2 separate regions of the Mus musculus genome follow, and region 1 is linked to region 2. Evidence: chromatin loops called from intact Hi-C (ENCODE). Cell type or tissue: heart. All regions are shown on one strand. Links, peaks and the distances in the headings refer to the core of each region. The heading gives the core; the rest is flanking DNA.

Region 1 (2,818 bases), core at 258-2,757, 260 kb after region 2:
TGCATTTGCTCTTTTCTGCCAGTCTGCTAGATATGAGGGAAGCTAATCCCTTCTGCTGGTGCTTCTCCAATGACCTAATCCCCTCTCTTAAAGCTCCTCCATTTTTCTGCGCCATTTCTTTGGGGGGCAAGCTTCCGACACAGACCATTAACCATTTCCAAAGTGCGACATCAGCCTTTCCAAGCCTGCTACCCTGCACTGTAAGAACAAGGGGATTTGAGAGGCCTAGCTTGAACATCCACCCTTCTGCTAGTTGTAAACTCCATCTGCTGCTGGAATACTTACCTGAAAATCGGGGAATTCTGGGATGTGGGCCAGCGGTGTGCCGGCAGGCCGGGACTGCTCACAGAGCTGGCTCCAGGTGCAGTTGGTGGTGCTGTCCAAGCAGATGGGAGTGAGACTTTCTCCATTGTGTGCTCAGGAGCTGACATGCCTCTCCCTGCCTTGTGGAGCAATAGCCACAACTCTCTCTTCACACTCTGCTCTCCAGGCTGAGAACCCATTTCCAGGGAAAGCAGGCAAGAAACACACCAATCATAGTGTCGAAATAAATAGAAAATTTGAATCCCCAGTGGCTTCTGGACTTTGGGTTCTCTGAGGGACAAACATCTATTGTGTTTTATTAAATGTTTTCTGTCTTAATAAGCACTGGAAAATGCCAGAACCACCTGTACTTCCTGCTAACCCGGGGGACTTACGAAGGCAAGCACTTGGGGCCTCTGAATGGTTCAGTTTCCCCACTGCTCAGTGGTGCTTGAAATGTCTTTGGCCTGAGACTGCGGAGTTGCCCTAGGAGGCCAGCACCAGGTGTTCTACTGTGCTGAGTCCTACTTCTGGCAGGACCAGACGACTCCTTTCTTGGCAGTGGTCTACATATTTCTAAGCTCCAATGTTGTCTGTAGAGCATTTAACCAAAGGCCCTAGAAGGAAAGTATTGAGAAAGGGCGCATGCTTTATTCAGTTTGTATATATTACACATGAGGTGACTATGAAACTCCTGCATAAACAATTGGCTGCAAGGAACGTGACAATGAAGAGATCTGGTTAAATCGAGTTTTGAGGCCTTCTTCACCACGGGGAAGGTAAGTCCAACAGATTCTTCACGGTGGAGCAGGTAGCCCCCCCCCCCCACTGCCAAATGACATGGCACTTGAGGATGGAACTCTAGTCCAGAACCTATTATGGCCCCCACCACTTCCCAAGGCCAGATGTTAGAGAGCTCCCCACGCTTGCCAGCTTTTGTGCCCCATCCTCTCTGGCTCATCAGGAGTTGGTACTCACCCAATTGTTAGCCTAGAGATTTGGAGAGATGGTGCCCTGCAGGCAGCCCTCAACACTGCATAAGGCAAATAAATTCCCTTCTCGGTGCCCTTCAGTAGCTCTGACTCAGAGGCTCCCTCCAGTGGCCTCTGGTGGACACTGCAACCCATGTTGCTGAGAAAACAGAGAAGGCTGTCCTAGTCTTAGCTATTACTAGATCCTTCCTTTTTTTTTTTTTTTTTGATTCTTAAAACAAATATATTCGTTTAAAGCCATGTGTGTTTCCTAAGGTTATGTAATATTTGAAGGGAAGAGGAAGGAAAAAGAGGGAAAATGGAGAAAAGAAAAACTGAAAGTAGGAAGGCAATGGGGTGGGCGGGGAGGAGAAATATAAGTTGCTAAGATGGCTGACATCCTTCTAGAGGAGTGGTTCTCAGTCTTCCTAAAGTTGTGACCCTTTAATACAGTTCCTTGTTTTCACTGCTACTTCATAACTGCAATTTTGCTAATGTTATGTATTGTAATGTAAATATCTATGCTTTCCAATGCTTTTAGGCGACCATTGTGAAAGAGTCATTTGACCCCCAAAGGGGTTGTGATCTACAAGCTGAGAACCTAAGAACCGTTGTTCTAGAGGGAGGGGCAGGAACCAGTGCATTGGTGGGTGTGTCTAGACTACACCTGATGGCTCTTCTGTCATATTACATAATAGGACTGCCAGTGCTGTGTGCCACCTGCTCAGGTGTGGGCATTGTTCCCAGAGTTATACAAGACTCACCGAGGTAAAAACAGGCATTTAATGTGGCAGAAAGCGAAGAGCAGAAACATCCTGTTGGGGAAAGTGGGGGTCTCCAAAGCTGTCTGGTGGACTCCAGGCTGGTATGCACAGGGTCCCTGGAGTCTCTCCTCTTTTGATCCCCCTTTTCTTTCCCAAGTCCCTCCTCCCATGACTCCATCTCCTAGGATGGAGTTGTTCTTGGTTCAGGAAGATAGCTGAGCGCAGTGAGGTTTCATCCCAGCAACAGGGGCCGGCTGCTGTGAGTGAATGCCATCATTCACTTCAACCTCTTTCCTGGCTGCCCGTCCCGTTTCTCTTTGCACTTCTTTACCCTCTAAAGTCCTAATCTAGTGGCTGGGCACAGTTGGTAGAGGAGACAGGCACAAAAGCATGAGGACCCAAGTTCAAATCCCCATCACCCATTCTAAAGGCTGGATCATCCAAACCAACATCCCAGCACTGGAGATGTGGGAATAATAAAGGCCAAACAAGCTCAGCTAGTGAACTCCAGTTCAATGGACAGCCTTGTCTAAAAAACCCCAAGATGTAGATCTGTTGAGGAGGATACTTGATATCCGTCTCTGAGCCCCACGTACACCTGCATGTTCACATGTGACCACATGCGAACACACACAGAGTTCCAGTCTACCCTTAGAAGGAGCTCATAGCCTAAAGAGATGGCCAGACTTCTCCAGGTAAGTTGTCCATCTGACTGGAAAGCAAGCTGTCTGGTAGGCTCACCGGAAAGCAGTCATGTCTGTCTCTGCCTAAGCCCTGCTG
Region 2 (2,818 bases), core at 238-2,737:
ATCTTGTCTATGGTTGAACAAAGTTCCACTGTGAACATATATCACCTTGTCATGCATCCTTCTGTTGAGAGACATCTAGACTGACTCCATAATTTAGCTACTGTGGATAATGATGCAATAAGAGTTGGTGTGGACCATCTCCGTGGTCTGTTGCTTATTTGGATGCTCCTTGACTTCACTTAGAAGTATATTAGGAGCTTCTTCCATTTATTACACATTCCTCTGATTATTCTTTTAACTTTTTTTTGTGTGTGCGATTTCCTCTAATTCTCTTTCACTGAATCCCTCACTGGAGAACTGGCATTTTCCAGAGGAGTCCCATTGCCTTGATTTCTTCATGTCTCTTGTATTTCTTCATTGTTACTTGTGCATTTAGGGTTAACCCATTGGTTGGATTTAAAAGGTCAGCTGCATTTTTCCAGTTGAGGTGTTGAAGCTGAGTTGTCATTCCCTCCCACGGTGAGGGGTGTGGTTCAGTAGCTGAATCCCCAGTCCTTGTGCCAGGGTGTCGGGCACCATCCACTACACCACTCCAAGAGTAGACTATGAACTGTAGAAGCCACCACACTATGTAAATATCATAGTATTTAAAAACAGTCATCTAACTTTAATAACTATCAGGATACAAAGAAACAAGGACAGTGCAGTGCGCACCAAGCTACTAGTTACTAAGGCTAGGAAACAGGCCTAGGAAGGACAGGGATCAAGGTTAGAGCAACTGAGAAAACACATGGGAGGATGAAGCTGGGATATTAGAAGGATCAACAGTTTAAAGAAGCCACAGAAAATTATATCTAAGAGGTAAAGGGAGAAGGCATGGGAAAAAGAGAGGAGGGAATGAGAGAGAGTCCACAATAGGACGAGTGTGGGAACACAGAATAATCATGAAACCTAATCAGGCAATATAAAAAAAACTATTAAGAGATACTTATATAACCCAAAGATCTTTAAAAAAAAATCACATGGTGCTTGCCCAACACGTGCAAACTTCTGAGTTCAATGACCCTCCACATGAATTATGTAATATGTCCCATGTATCATATGCATTTTATATAACATTAGTCAGCATTTCTTCCTTAACAGGATACTACTGAGTTCCTCCTTTCCCTGTGATAGCTTCTGTAGCAAACTGACAGGATTTGAGGGCTAGAGGTCCAGTTCAAACCCGTAAAACCAGATTCCCGGGGTGGGCATGCCTTGTGAATAGTGGAGTACACACGTATAACCGTTTGGGTTGAGTTTTTCTTGGTGTCCAGTAGATGTCAGCACATCCTCATTTTCCAGCCCCAGCCCTCCACATGGACTAGAATTTGGGTAGTTCCCATCCATGCCTGTTTCATGTGTACTGGCTGATTAAATTTCCCAAGCTTGGTTTGTTACACATTCTTGTTACGAACAGTTGGATTTCTGATTTGTTTGTTTGTTTGTTTGTTTTGGAGATAGTCTGACAATTTAGATCTGGATGGCCTGTAACTCATTATGTAGATGAAGTTGGCCTGAACTCATGGAGATACTTTGTCCCCAGTGCTGGGAGCCTCAGCTTGGATTAAACTCTAAGGCTCTGATGTGGTTATGCCTGGGCTACTGTTTGCCATTTTAGCTCGAAATGGTTGTCCTCCCAGGCCTCAAGCTGCCTCTGCTTAGATCAGGTTGGTTTGTGGTGGCTCTGTGGATCTGCCACGACTGCCGTGAATTATAGGGATGTGTCACCGTGCCCTGTTCTCTGCTAGCTATCAATCCTTGTTCTCTAAATTCTACAGTCAAGTGCCAGGTATGTTGGTACATGATTATAATGCCAACACTTGGAAGGCAGAGGTAAGAAGATTTCCAAAAATATGAGCACAGCCTTGTCTACATTGTAGGTTCCAGGTCATCCAGGGCTACATAGTGTGACTTTGTCTCAAAAATAAATAACATACAAATACACACACACACACACACACACACACACACACAAACAAATAGATTCTACAGTCAGATAATTCTAGCATACCTGCCATGACTGGGTCTAATACCTATTCTAACTTCAAATGGTGTGTCTTGCCTTTTATTCCGCTTGTCATCTTCTGTGATAGACGGGTTCCACTGGGTCAAAGATGTTATTGTAATTGGCCTTTACAAATGTGGTATTTGTGTGAAAGGACACATTCTCTACTATTATTATTTTCTATTCAAATAATAAGAGTAATAAGTTTTTAAAATCTCGCGTAATCAAGTTTTTAAACATTTTTTAAGATTTATTTTTATGATTTTATGTGTGTGGGTGTTTCACCTGCGAGAGCATCTGGGCACCACATGTGTGACTGGTGTCTGAGAAGGTGATGAGCTTCTATATGGGTGCTGGGAATTGAACTTGGGTCCTTTGCTAGAACAGCAAGTGCTCTTACCCACTCAATCAACTCATCAGCCCCCAAAACAAGTTCGTAAAATAATATTGATATGTGATTATTTGTTCCTAGTCTTCAAGAGAAGCTGCTACTCAAATACAAACTCCACAGTGTTTCTCAGTGTGTTCTTCCCCTTGGGTTGGAGCATGGGCACTTGACTGGGCTGGAGTGGGTTAGAGCATGGGGACTCGATTGGGCTGGAGTTGATCATTCCTCTCTATGTGGAAGGCTGTAATTAGCTTGAGTTTGCTCTCTCTTGTCCTTCAGGTGAGTTAGGTCAGTTCAAACCCTAGGTTCTGTTTAACTAGTTTCTCCTGGCCACAGAACTTATGAAAAAGAACCGTTGAGTGTATTTCAGAATGCCTGTTCTCTCCTGCCCCACCCCCTTGCCATCCAGGTTTGAGTCATAAGGGAATTTCCTCTTAAGGGTC

What was found. Hi-C counts contacts between places; a loop is a spot of excess contacts. Peaks named below come from ENCODE experiments on the same cell type or tissue, not always from the same donor. Only the 100,000 strongest peaks of a DNase experiment are listed, where the experiment ranks them.
Region 1: a loop joins it to region 2, with 13 times the contacts of the local background. A loop is called at or near these places in 10 of 42 quality-filtered maps.

The regions. Positions count from the first base shown.
Region 1 is chr6:82,712,989-82,715,806 of GRCm38, reverse strand. Gm32534 (a long non-coding RNA gene) reads left to right here and starts at 877. Exons shown (of 3, transcript XR_377781.3): 1 at 877-1,082. It overlaps Gm32480 (a long non-coding RNA gene), which reads right to left and starts at 601. Exons shown (of 2, transcript XR_003956455.1): 1 at 286-601; 2 at 1-198. In heart, for the core only: a CTCF peak has its summit at 1,399 (motif pointing left); a DNase peak (open chromatin) is centred at 1,266; H3K27ac peaks cover 228 bases.
Region 2 is chr6:82,969,632-82,972,449 of GRCm38, reverse strand. All of the region lies in intron 3 of M1ap (meiosis 1 associated protein), which reads right to left. Among named protein-coding and RNA genes, the nearest start is that of M1ap, 24 kb to the right of the region's middle. In heart, for the core only: a CTCF peak has its summit at 1,252 (motif pointing right); no DNase peak of the experiment used is centred there; H3K27me3 peaks cover 492 bases.